Regions from separate parts of the Homo sapiens genome. Here region 2 is linked to region 1. A link is a contact called in ENCODE Hi-C or POLR2A ChIA-PET data. All regions are on one chromosome and are shown on one strand. The core of a region is the stretch at or near the end of the contact, and the rest is flanking DNA. Distances in the headings are between cores, read along the strand shown.

Region 1 (6,738 bases), core at 2,576-5,075:
AAATACATCTTTATCCTTGTAAAAAATGTTTTGGCAAAAAACAAATATATTTTTAAATGTCCCGTAATGTTTTAAAGAAAAGAAGTAAAGTGTATTTGGGCTATGCTCACCAATATTCCAGTATTTTACAAATTGTGTTCTGGAAGATGTTCATTGTGGTCTGAGAACAAATGGTCCTATACTATAATTCTCTCTCCTTGGACATTGACAATAAATGTTAGTGTTTTAATGAAGCTTAAGAAAGTTATTGAATCAGGTAAAAAAAATTTTTTCTAAGCACACCTTGAGAAACCTTTGGAAAAGTTTTCTTTTAACACTAGTTTATATATCCTTCAATAATTGTAAATAAAATAACCAGGAATGCTTTGAAAAAAATGCTTCTGGAATTTTGTTTTAATTTTAAGAGAATTCCTGTCATTTCAAATGAATTGTTATCTATTTTAAATTTCATTAGTATCTCTTAGTGAATTTAACTTTATCATCTAAAATATTCAAAACAAAACAATAAAATTATTTTAATTTTTGTATTATTTTTAAGGCTTGCACCTATGACCAGCATATCAGACCCCTATCTGTTGAAGATGTTTCCAATTCTTTGCCGTGTGGAATTAATGCCAGTGAATAATCTCCAGTAACGTTTTACTAAACAGCTTTAGGAAACTGAATCATGATAGATCAATGTTGACAGTATTTTTACATCAGCTTGTCAGAAATTATATTAAAAACACTTTGGGGAAAGCTAAGAGCAGTGCACTGTTTAGCACAGATTTTGTGAGATTCTATACTCTTTTAATGAGCATTTCATAGGGTTTTTTTTTTGCTGTTTTTTTTTCTTTTTTTGCTTTGCTTTACTTTGCCAATCAGTTACTTTTATACCAAATTAACGAAGTTTCTTTAAAAACTTCCTGGTTAAATTGTCTGTTATCATATAGAAAAGAATCAAACTGAATCACTTTACATTTCTCTAAAGATAGTTCAGTTTTTAATCCATCCAGAGTTTGTGAATCAGCCTGATAGATCATAAGCCATTTATAATTTTTAAACGTTCCATTGAATGAGTATATCATACAAATGTTAATTCCATCTCGCTCATTCAGTTTTACATTACTTTTATGAATTTTTTTTCTCGCAAAGTAAATGCTTGATGTTATTCATTCACCATCACTCTAAGGTATTTTAAATCATACAACAAGTAACTATCACAAGAACCACTGTCCCAAGATCCAAAGTCAGATTTTTTTCCCTTTTCAAGTTGCTAGAATGATAATTCATATAGCTGTGTTGATTTTTCAGGTCAGAATTTAGTTCTTGCTTTGTTAAATGGACATACATGAAAGAGATTGGCTCCTATCTAATTCATATTCTCTCTCTCTCTCTCTCTCTTTCTCTGTGTGTGTGTGGGGGTGTGTGTGTGTGTGTGTGTGTGTGTGTGTGTCTCTTTCCTCTCTGTCTAAGGGGAATTGGAAAATTGCTGCTGAATAATTTTTCTTGAAAAAGCCAAGTGTTGATATGATGATATATTAATCTTATCTATGAACAGAGCTTCACCACAGGCCAAGCAGTAATGTATACAGCTGGCTTTTTAAGCTGTTTGAACACTATTGTTTTCGATTAAAAAGAGTTTTTGTTTGTTTTTCACTTGTATAGTAAAAGATCATATGAATTAAATACTCGGATATTAATTTTCATTCTTACTAAGTGGCCATGTAAGGCATTGATTTTTTTTAAACTTGAACAATGCAAGAATCTAGGAATCTCAGAAAGATTTTGCTGTGTTTCTATAGGTAATGAAATCCTGTCAATTAAGGAAAATGCTGTGTGTAATTTGATTTGGTGGTAGCCTTTATTTAGAGCTCTCTTTGATCTATGTAGCAAAAATACACTAAATTTCTTTTTAATCTTGTACTAAGTACATAATTTCACAAAAATACCTTGGGCATAAAATACTTACAAAACTGTGAATTAAAATACTCAAGATACTTTCAAAATTTAGTCAAAATGTTGATTCCCAGCCTTTTTCCTACACGTCTATTTCAAAAGAGTATACTTTTTTCTGACAGCCATTACTGCTTAGTCTGTAATGAAAGCTTTACTGCTTCTATGCTGTGCTCAAGAGAAAACCAACAACGGAAGCGAAGACTTACTTGCTCCTTCACAGAATTGCAGCAAAGCTCTCTGCTGGGCAATGGTGACAGGAAAGTGTGTAATTGACTTGTTGAAGATAATCATGAGACCATCTTAACATTACTTGCCTTATAAGTTAGAAATAGTATGGATATCACTCTTTGTAAATAATAATTTTTGTAAATGTTTTTTGTTCATAATTTTCCCAATCACCTATTTCACAAAATCCTGAATATGCAATTATTTATTATGACACGTTACTGCAACTAGGGCTCCCATTCCAGAACAAAGTTTAATTCTATATGTAAGTTGTTACTGAAATGTGATTTCTTTTTCTGGAAAATAAATGAAAAATATGAAAATAAATTGAATTGTGAATATCTTTTGCTGTCAGCCTCTTAAAATTTTACCCGCATTTCTGGAAAACTTCATTCCATGTTTAGGGTAGGGATGGTGGGCCAAAGGTCTGTCAAAGGTCAAGGGTTAAGAGTTAGACAAATTTCAGCTCTGTGATTTAAATATCGACTTGAGCATGTTACTCAACGATTCTACATTTCCTTATCTTAAAAAAAAATAGAGTAATGTCCCCTATGTCATAGTCACTGAACAAATTCAATGAGATAATGTTTATTCATCACCTAGCAGTTCCTATCTAGTCCATAGTAGATATTCAATCAACAATCCTTTCCTGTTCTTATCTTTCTGTGAGTAGAGATTGGGATGGGCAAAAATATCTATTTCTCTTCTTCCAACACTATCCTAACACTGTGCTCCACCGGAATCCCAATGTATTACTGTCAGCTAATGCTAATTCCAGCAGGACACTCATCAAGAGCCATGCCCTTGGCTAGATGCTTGGAGGCATCTTGTTTCTGCTTCCAATGATTGCCCACTACAGGAGGGTCCCTATAGTGTTTATTTTGTTTGCTTTTGGTTTGGGGAGGCCCAAACCAGGCTTAGGCTGGGGATAGTCGCTGAAGAAGAGGAAAAGCCCATTCATACCAGCAGGTAGGTCCTCAACCCCAAACAGCCTCATTTCAAAGCTTCTTAGACATTAACAGGCTCAGAAGAGTCTTGTTAAGGAAAGCGAAGGAACCCAGCCCGGTTTGTAACACATTGGAGTTAAGACCATGAGTTTCAGGGGCCTTGGGCATATTATTTAACATTTTAGAATCTCAATTTTCCAAATCCTTTAAAGGGAAAACATTCCTTTCTTGACAGAGTTATTGGGACGACTAAATCCCAATGTTTGTCGGTATCTGGGGTATCTGGCCAATGTAAGTGCTCATTTACCTCCACATTCCACCGCCTGTGCCTTGGAGGGGGAACGTGCGAAGCAGCGTTAGGAGCCGGGAAAAGGGCAGGGCTACTTTACTTTGTCTTTGCGCTTCGGATTTCCTGTGCTAGGAAACCGCAGCACTTCCCACTCCTGCCCCTGATGTCTGCGGGAAAAGGAACTTGATGAGGGGCCCTAGGGGTGCAAATGTCTTTAGTCCCAAATGTCTTCCTCGCTACACAATGAACCAGTTCCCCTCCAGCTCGCCGCCAACCCAGGACGCAGCCCGGCTCAGAGTGACCCCCAGTGGGCAGTGAAGATGAGATCCTCTACATCCTTAGGGCAGCTCAGAGGGCCACTCAGCGGCCAAGTCCGGCCGGGGAGGGCCGAGGGCTCTGTTTGAGGTCACCCTGGAGACCGGCCTCAGAGTCCAGGGAGAGTGCGCGGGCGGCCGCCGGCTGAATGAAGCCTGGGACGCGGGAGCCGCGCCGCGCGCAGTGTCTGCAGTGCCGGAGGTCTGGGAGGCTCCGGGCGAAGCCTCCCTGCTGCAGGTAGGGTCGCCTCTCTCTGCAGCGCGTCTGGACCCCAAAGGAAGGATAGGGGGCAAGGGATCGGCCCTTTGTTGAGAAATGGCCCTACTTGGCCCCGATCTCTCCGCCACCTTATTCCTCCTCTCCCCAACACATAAGAAAAAATGATCCCAAATTTGGGAACTGAAAGTCGGTCCCAACGGTTCGTCCCCTGCCCCATTGCATGGCTGGGGGCTGGGCTTCAAGAGTGATGGCCAACGCAGAGCCGGCCAGCAAGGTCATCCCCTGACCCGGGGCGGTCTTCCTGTGGCTGGCCGCACCCATGAGGACCTCCAGGTCCCAACTCTGGCCTTTCTTGGGGAGGGGGCGGCCTGCAGGGCAGCTTTGGAAACAGCTGAGGCCGAGATGGGTCTATGTGGCTTTGCAGCAAAACCTGAATGACCCACCTAATCAGGCTGTGTGTCTTTCCACACTCATAAACACACTCACCTTCGTACACACGAACACAGACACACTTATACACACAGGCACCTGCACACACAGAGATGCACACTCACAGGTACACACTCAAGGACGCTCACACTCACGTGCACACACACACCACGCTGCCTGCCTCACCCACACACAGCACCTCTGCTCTGACATTGATGCCACTGGGTTTTAGGGTATGTTCTTGTGTGCCCTACCTACTCAACTGCCAGCTCCTTGAAGGCATGGATTCTCTTCTATTTTTATGCTTTGGTGTCTAGCACAGTATTTCCTTATCGGGGCTCTCACATTTATAGATTATGAAATAATTTAAATGAATACTTAAATTTGTAGGTAGACAATGAGGGCATTATTAGAGTTATAGTCCAAGTTCTGGGAAGTCCATTGCTACTACCAGCTTTTTAACAAGTATTAGTAGGAAGGAGGGAGTTTTCCAATAAATTATTTATTTAAAAGTTAAGTCCTATTTGCTCTTTACAAACTATGTAAATGTTGCTCGAGAAAACAAAACAAACAACAAAAAATCTTTGGGAAAGCAAGGTTAATTTTAATTTTTATTTATTTATTTATTTTCTAGCTCCCTACCCCTAATTTTATTTTTTAAAGTCATGGTGGGTCAGGCACAGTGGTTGATGCCTGTAATTCCAGCACTTTGGGAGGCCAAGGCAGGAGGATCACTTAAGGCCAGGAGATTAAGGCCAGCCTGGGCAACACAGAAAGATCTTGTCTCTACAAAAATGTTTAAAAATTAGCTAGGCATGGTGGTGCAGGCCTGTAGTCCTAGCTACTAGGGAGGCTGAGGTGGGTGGACCGCTTGAGCCCAGGAGTTTGAAGTTACGGTGAGCTATGATCATGCCACTGCACTCCAGCCTGGGTAACAAGAGCTAGATCCTGTCTCTAAAATAATAAAATAGGCCAGGTAGAGTGGCTCATGCCTGTAATCCCAGCACTTTGGGAGGCTGAAGCAGGATTGCTTGATCCCAGGAGTTCAAGACCAGCCTGGGCAACATAGACCCTATCTCTACAAAAAATTAAAAATTAGCCCAGCTTGATGGCATACACCTGCAGTCCCAGCTACTCAGGTGGCTGAGTTGGGAGGAACGCTTGAGCCCAGGTGTTTGGGGCAGTAGTGAGCCATGATCATGCCACTGCACTCCAACCTGGGTGACAGAACAAGACCCTGTCTCAAAAATAAAATATAACAGTGACAGCAAATATTAATTAGCAAAGTTGTATTATGGTTACATTTGGGGGGCAATACAAATATTGGTTTCTGATGTAGGATAGCATCTTTCTGCTATACATGCATATCTTTTGTCAATGACCTCCGTCTTCATCAGCTAAGCATTTTTGCTATAGCTTAATATCTGCTTATGTAAATAATTATACTATTGCATAAATAAGCATTTTCAGAGTTATCATAGTTCCAGTTTCACTGATCAGAATAACAACAAATTCTATATATTGCTCTTGAGGAAACCCCACTTTCCTGTTCAAAAATGGTAGGAAAACTATCTGTGTACTTTGAGATTAGTCCCTGTTATACTAACTAAAATGTTTCCGGATCTTTCTTTTGCTATTTTACAAAAGTCTTCTTCCATAGGTTATGATGATGTCAGACAATGCTAAAGGCAGAGCAGCTCATTCATGGAAGAAAAGAGGGAGTATTTCTTCTCTAAGTAATCATGAATTTTGGCGAAAGGAAATTCATGGGCGCATCAAAGAGTGAGTAACTGTCTAAAATTGTAAATTCATTTATTGAATAAATAGGTTCGTAATGTTTATTAGGAGAAAAAAACACTTCCTCGGGGACATAAAAAGAGATAAAATGGGCAAGTACAAGGTGCAGGTCATCTTTAGGGGCCATATTTAAAAAGAAAGAGAAAGAGAGAAAGCTTAAGTGATAAGTTAATCCTAGCAGCATTTTTGCTATTTCAAAAATCATCCCAAAAAACCCTCTGCTCAAAAGAAACACCACATGCAATGTAAACCAGACACGCTTATATGTCTTTTGAGTTCTTCTCCTCAATATTTTATAACATAGGTTTTGCATTTTTGTAATCAATACATACATATACAATGTACTTAACATTATTGTATATAATTTTGTCATGTATTTTCATAGTTTTTTCCATATCCTCTTAAATGACTGCATAATATTTTGTCAATTTATGATTCTGGGTTCCTTAACCATTCTCTAATTATTGGACACTTTAAGTTTGTTTCCATTTTTTTTCTTTTTTACTATATGTCTGTGCTTGGTCATTTCCCAGAAGAATAATTAGTAGGTCAAAGGGCAATAAGTAGATTTTTTGGTTC
Region 2 (6,452 bases), core at 3,145-5,644, 510 kb after region 1:
GGCAAGGACAACTTTTCTGAATGATCAGAACAGTTTAAAATAGGGTAGAGTAGGGCATGTAAATTCATGCCTATAGTCCTAGCTACTCAGGAGGCTGAGGCGGAAGGAACACTTGAGCCCAAGAGTTAGACACTGCAGTGCGCTATGATCAATGATCATGTGCCAGAGCAAGACCCCGTCTCTAAAAAATAAATAAATATTCGTTCATTCATTCATTAAAATAGGTAGATTACACACTGAATTTCTTTTTCTCCTCCAACAGTTGTCAATTTATACTCATATTTAGTCATTTAATTTTATTATGAAAAATCAAGCAGTTAATTTTAAAAAGACTCATTGCTTACTATGTCTTTAGCAAATGAGCAGGCTATTTTGTTTTACTTTTTTTTTTTTTGATAAAAATCTAAAAGCAATTTTATGGTCATTAAGTATCCTTGAAATGAGGTTGACTGTATATCCCAGTTTGCCCTGGTTTCTGTCCATTGTCCTATTGTTAATTATGACCAATAACTGCCCTCATTCACTCTCAGAAGCATCCCTTATTTGGATAATAAATCATATGGTCACTCAAGACTACTTAATGTCCAGCATGTAAGTAATTCATCAGAAATTTATCTTTTTTTTTTTTTTTGCACTGACAATCCTCTTTATTTTACTTTTTATCATTTACTAAGGCCATTTTGCTCCAAAAGGGTATTACTATTCATACTGTAAAAAAAAGTATCCCCTGATACTTTTACATAGTGTAAAAAAAAAAAAAAGTTATCCCCCAGATAAACTCTATTCTGTTTATCCTAAAATATGTATATATTTTTTGTACTTTGCATATTCTGAAAGGAATATATTTTAAATCACTAATGAAATGCTAATCTTAAATACCTTGACTTGTAAATTGCCGTATGCCTTTGCTTGATTCTTTTGCAAAAGGAGAATCATAAAGTAGCCAAGAAGGAGGTAGCATTTGAGATTGAAATAACAAAAGACTAAGATAAATCTTTGATGTTTGCAAACCTGATGAAGACGTCTGGTAACATGTGAAGAATATTTTTATAGTACGTTTCACCATAATTGTAATCTATCACACATGAAAAAAGCTTTTATCAAGCTTAAAGGATTACAGCATTGTTTGATCTTCTGCAAATGTTTCCACTGCAGCGAGTGCCTCCTTTTCGCCCCCTAGAGTGGGAAGGAAGCTGCTTTCTCATTCTGTGGTGTCTTAACCCACATCACTATTCAGCACAAAGGAGACACTTCTGATTCTGTCTTTGCCATTAGCCCTTGTTGGTCCCAATGGACTAGAAATTGAGGCTATACCTGCAATGGGAGCAATGTACCTGCCTTTGTCCCAACTCAGGGGAAAAATTCAAGCTGCTTTATCACAATGCAAACTTCGCGGGGGAGAAAGGGTTTCTTTCTATAATTCTTGTATTCAAGAAGGATTCATTGAACTACTGAATGTCCTTACTGTTATATGTGCAAGGCCATTTGAAGGATATGGATTTAACAAAACCAGTCAATCCCTGCAGGCTTGGGGCTTATATCCTAGGGGGAAGAGACAGACAGTAAATTAGGACAAGTCATTGCCCCCAAGGAGCTTACATTTTAGTAGGGGAAGAGGCCAGAGGTAGGGGGTGGAGAGAGGCAGAAAAAAATAAAGGAAAATGTCAGATAATAAGTGCTGTCTAGAGAGGTAAAATGGGATAATGTGGTGGATAGCAAATCGGTGGCCACTTTACACTGGGTGGTCAGGAAAGACCACTCCCAGGAAGTGATACTGATGTTCATCTGAGTCTCAGGTAAGAGCCAGCTTGCCACTGACAAATCCTTCTATAGAGAAAGCCTTGAGTGGCTAATGTCTTTACTTCTTTCCCTCCCGTACAACTTGCCACTGATTATCTTCCACCCTGACCACTCCCCACCTCCCATCTTAACCTTCTTAAGCCAGAATTTTCTGCAGATTCTGAGGACAAGTGCATACCTATTCATCTTTCTATCTAGCTCTTGTGTCTATTATTAACTTTCTTTCTCTGAGTCTCACAATCTTTTAAGTCGCTGATTCCTAAAGGGGCATGTCCTGCTTCTTGGTATGGGTAAAGGGGAAGGAAGAAGAGAGAAAAAGCCTCTCAAGGTATCAATCAGAGGGAGGAAGGGAAGAGAAATACAAAGAAAGGCAGGTTGATACTTAGGAATGCTGAAGCAAAATGGAGTGTCATAGTTCTGGACAACACTAATGCTGACTAAGGAATATCGTTTCCTCCTGCTCTAGTATCTTTCTCTCCCTCTCCCTCCCTTTTCTTACATAAAAACCAAGGAGGAGGTGCAAGTCAAGTACAGTTTAGGGATGTTTGCTTGGTACGTGTGCAGGTGTGTACGTGTGTGTGCGTGTGTGTGTTTAATTGGAATTTCTTTCCTTTTTTTTTTTTTTTTTTTTAACAGGTCACCCAGGCTGGTGCACAATCACAGCTCACCACAGCCTCAACCTCCCAGGCCCAAGCAATTCCCCTATCCCAGCCTCCTGAGTAGCAAGTGCACATCACCATACCCAGCTATATTTTAAATTTTTTGTAGAGACAGAGTCTCATCATTTTGCCCAGGCCTGGACTCAAACTCCTGGGCTCAAGCAATCCTTCCACCTTGGCCTCTCAAAGTACTGGGAATTATAGGCATGAACCACTGCACCCAGACTAAAATTAGGATTTCTTTTTAGTTATAAATAGTATTGAAGAGAGGCTTATGAGTTTTTAAGGTGTGGTTTTCAGGTAATGTGGGTTGCTGTTTGGCCTTCCAGTGTGTTCCCTTGAGTGGCTAATTCTTATATTTAGTCATTCTCCCTTTGACATAGAGACAGCACATGACTATGGCATTGAGCAAAAGTTTTCAAAAATTAATTTTAGCAATTGATTCTCTTTCTCCAAATGCAATCTGTTGGCTAGGCACAGTGGCTCACGCCTGTAATTTCAACACTTTGGGAGGCTGAGGTGGGCAGATCACTTGAGGTCTGGAGTTTGAGACCAGCCTGGCCAACATGATGCAACCCAATCTCGACTAAAAATACAAAACTTATCTGGGCATGGCGGTGCCTAACCCAGGAGGTGGAGGTTGCAGTGAGCCAAGATTGTGCCACTGCACTCCAGCCTAGGCAACAGAGCGAGACTCCATCGCAAAAAAAAAAAAAAGCAATCTGTTGTAGAATCCTTAAATGTAAAACGGATGAAAGCAAATCTCCTGTTGAAACAGACCTTGGAGGTCATACCTGTGCCCTCTGCTTCTCCCTCTCTCTTCTCCGCCCTTGCCTCTGAAGCAACATGAAAAGCTGAGGCTAGGAGCTGTGCTCTTCTATACTTAGGAGACTGGGATGCTGGACCAACCTTGAGAAGCCTGTGCTTTAGAACTGAACCTTACTCTGCACTTTAGCCACAGGCTATCAACGCAGGCTCAGGGGACCAAAACCAAACCTTCCTATACTGAGATTAATGACTGCAAAAAGGGCTTTCTCTCAGAGGCTGCTAATAGAGGCAGTTCTATTCACAATAATTAACTTGCTTCTCCCAATTACTTTACCATAAATGTCTGGGCTTTGTTCAAGTTTATGTTCTTTTTAAGATCACTAAGAATAAAATACTGTGTTGTGAACATAATTAGATTTTATAAACCCAAAGACTCTGGAATTATGCTGTGGTTTATCTCTTTATGAAGCAATTATACCAATTATAGAAGATAATGTTTTAATGGGAAATATTACCCATTTGGCAGACACTATTGGTTTAAAATAAAAGAAGTGATTAAAAACAACTTATGAATCTCTCTTGGGTAAAAGAATGAAAACAATATAACATAATTGGGTTCTGATTCATAAAATGAATTGTACACAACTTTCTTCGATGCTGTAGTTAAGACAAAATTACAAGAAAGTCTAACAAAGGTTTGACAGAATGTTATTATGTGTCTTTCCTACTGCTAAGATTACATCATTAAACCCCAATTAATGTTTTATGTTAAGGCTTTCTTAGCCATTTTGCTAATTTCACTTTTCAACTTAAGATAACCACACTGCACCTTTTAGATCCAGAATTCCCATCAATTTCCTGAAGATGCATTCCCATTATGATTATTTTCAGGAATACAAGTTATTATCTAATTCTCATAATTAGCATTTAGCAACAGATTAGGAACTTATTCTTAAATGGTCCATTTTTGTCTGGGGTAGTAAAAGTATTCTGGGCTACTTTTATGAGACGGGGTTGGGGGGGAACCCTAAACAACAGTGTTACAGAAGCATAACTCTTTCCTGAGATTGTTGGTTTAAAAATTCAAGCAAAACAAAATGCTGTTTCTAACCATAAAGGCATACCTAAAATTAGAGACTGTCAGAGCACAGGAAGGAAATCATAAATAGCCAAACACTGGAACACAAGTGTGAGGTACGGAAGTCAATAAACGTTACTGTTTTCTTTCTGTTCACATCCTGTCTGAGAATTGTATTAGAGGAGAGCAAGAGAGAAAGAATGCAACAGTAAAATAAAGGGAATGCATTTTTATTTCTGAACTACACAGTAATTCATGAAAACACACTTTTTAAAAATCAAAGGAATACCAGTGTAAATGGAGTGAAAAGTGACAGTTGCTATTCACTCCTTTTTTTCCCACTCCTACCCCATCATCAAAGGTAATGACTCTCAGCAAATTATGAGGTTTTTCCTAGTATTTTTATTTAAATGATAAAATATGATATTGTCCTATGACATGCTATTTTTAACCTAACAATATGTCTCAGAAATCTTCACATGTCATTATATGTAGCTTTACCTTATTCTTTTAAACAATTGCCCTAATAATCTATAGAATAAATTTCAATAATATATTAACCTAATCTATTAATGAACATTTAGGTTATTTCCAATTTTTCACTAGTACACCTATTCCTTTAATAATTCCTCTTGTACATATGTTTATACACATATAAGAATTTTGTGTGTTAGGTTGTCAGGGACAGATACCTAAATGTGGAATTGCTGGGCCAAGAGACAGAAAGGAAGATAAAATCATTTACATTTTGCAGCCAGGTGTGGTGGTGTGCTCCTGTGATCCCAGCTACTTGGGAAGCTGAAGTAGGAGGACTGCTTGAGCCCAGGAGTCCAACACCAGCTTCACAACATACCAAGACCCTGTCTCAAAAAAAAAAAATTAGATTTTGGTAAGTATTACCAATTATTTCTCTAAAAAGAGTTTGCCAATATTATTAGTACGTAAAATGTTTGCCAACCTGATGGGTATCTTGTTTGCATTTTTTTAGAAGATGAGGTTGAATATTTTATTTGTTTATTGCTTTTTTGTATTTCTTATTTTTTGGTTCACCTTTGTTATATTATTTGGTCATTTTTCTACTGAGTTGTTGGTTATAGTCTTAGTCATTTGCAGGAGTGCTTAATATAAATCTTTTCTGTTATATATGTTCTAAATACGTTTTCCCAGCCTGTGTGTTATTTTTTTATCTTCATGTTTTCTTTTGCCAAACAAAAGTTTTAAAATTGTATGCAGTCAATCTGTTGCCATTTTTCTTTATGACTTCTAGACTGGGTATCATGTTTAGTGTCAAAAGACAAAATCACAACAAATTTAGTTCAAAGATCTTATGTGGGGCCGGGTGCTGTGGCTCAAGCCTGTAATTCCAGCACTTTGGGAGGCCAAGGTAGGTGGATCACCTGAGGTCAGGAGTTCGAGACCAGCCTGGCCAACATGCTGAAACCCCTTCTCTACTAAAAATACAAAAATTAGCTGGGAATGGTGGCACGTGCCTGTAATCCCAGCTACTCAGGAGGCTGAGACAAGAGAATTGCTTGAACCTAGGAGGCGGAGGTTGCAGTAGGCCAAAATTGCACCATTGCACTCCAGCCTGGGCAACAGAGCGAGACTCCATCTCAAAAAAAAAAAAAGATCTTAATTGAGGTCAGGTGCTTTGGCTCATGCCTGTAATCCCAAAACTTTGGGAGGCTGAGGTGGGAGGATTGCTTGAGCTTGGGAATTCAAGGCCAGCCTGGGCAATATAGTGAGACCCTATCACTATTAAAAAGAATAAAGAATTTTAAAAATATTTTTAAAAAATTTTAATTGTCTTTTATTTGCAATTCTAGAATCGGACAACACCTCATACTATAAAACAGAGTGAGTGTTCTGATGAGCTGAGCAGAGGAGGTTGATTTAAGGAACTTTCTTATCACGCTGGCGAAAACTGGCCTGTTTAGGGATTTGGCTGTTATCTCTGTGTCCTGATTTGTTGAAAGGTCAGATAAAGATCTTAGTTTCAGCAGGTTAGTGTGGAACTTCAGCATGACTGACTCCAGTTTGGTTTTGTCTGTTGGGCCTAGTACAGGAGCTCAGTCCAAACCAATGATCTATTATACATTTGATTTAACATTAGTAAAATATGTATTTACGCTAGAACATGTAGTGGT

What was found. A loop is a pair of places that touch in the nucleus more often than their neighbours do. ChIA-PET counts read pairs that join two places held with the same protein, here RNA polymerase II (POLR2A). Pooled maps may share reads with other maps.
Region 2: POLR2A ChIA-PET joins it to region 1 with 10 read pairs in H1. The contact joins the enhancer-like site here to the promoter of DYNLT5 in region 1. A Hi-C loop is called at or near these places in 1 of 168 maps with a recorded cell type or tissue (naive thymus-derived CD4-positive, alpha-beta T cell) and 6 of 50 pooled maps. POLR2A ChIA-PET finds 5 or more read pairs at or near these places in 1 of 52 experiments (H1).

What each region holds. Positions count from the first base shown.
Region 1 is chr1:66,748,634-66,755,371 of GRCh38, forward strand. DYNLT5 (dynein light chain Tctex-type family member 5) reads left to right here and starts at 3,826. Exons shown (of 5, transcript NM_152665.3): 1 at 3,826-3,951; 2 at 6,023-6,144. The coding sequence starts at 6,026. SGIP1 (SH3GL interacting endocytic adaptor 1) reads left to right here. Exons shown (of 25, transcript NM_032291.4): 25 at 1-2,506.
Region 2 is chr1:67,260,702-67,267,153 of GRCh38, forward strand. It overlaps a transcript of IL23R not described here. Among named protein-coding and RNA genes, the nearest start is that of IL12RB2, 44 kb to the right of the region's middle. RefSeq lists an enhancer at 4,355-4,454. Within about 2 kb of position 4,395, at least 4 of the 41 ENCODE cell types and tissues checked have a DNase peak (open chromatin) inside an H3K27ac peak, as active enhancers do.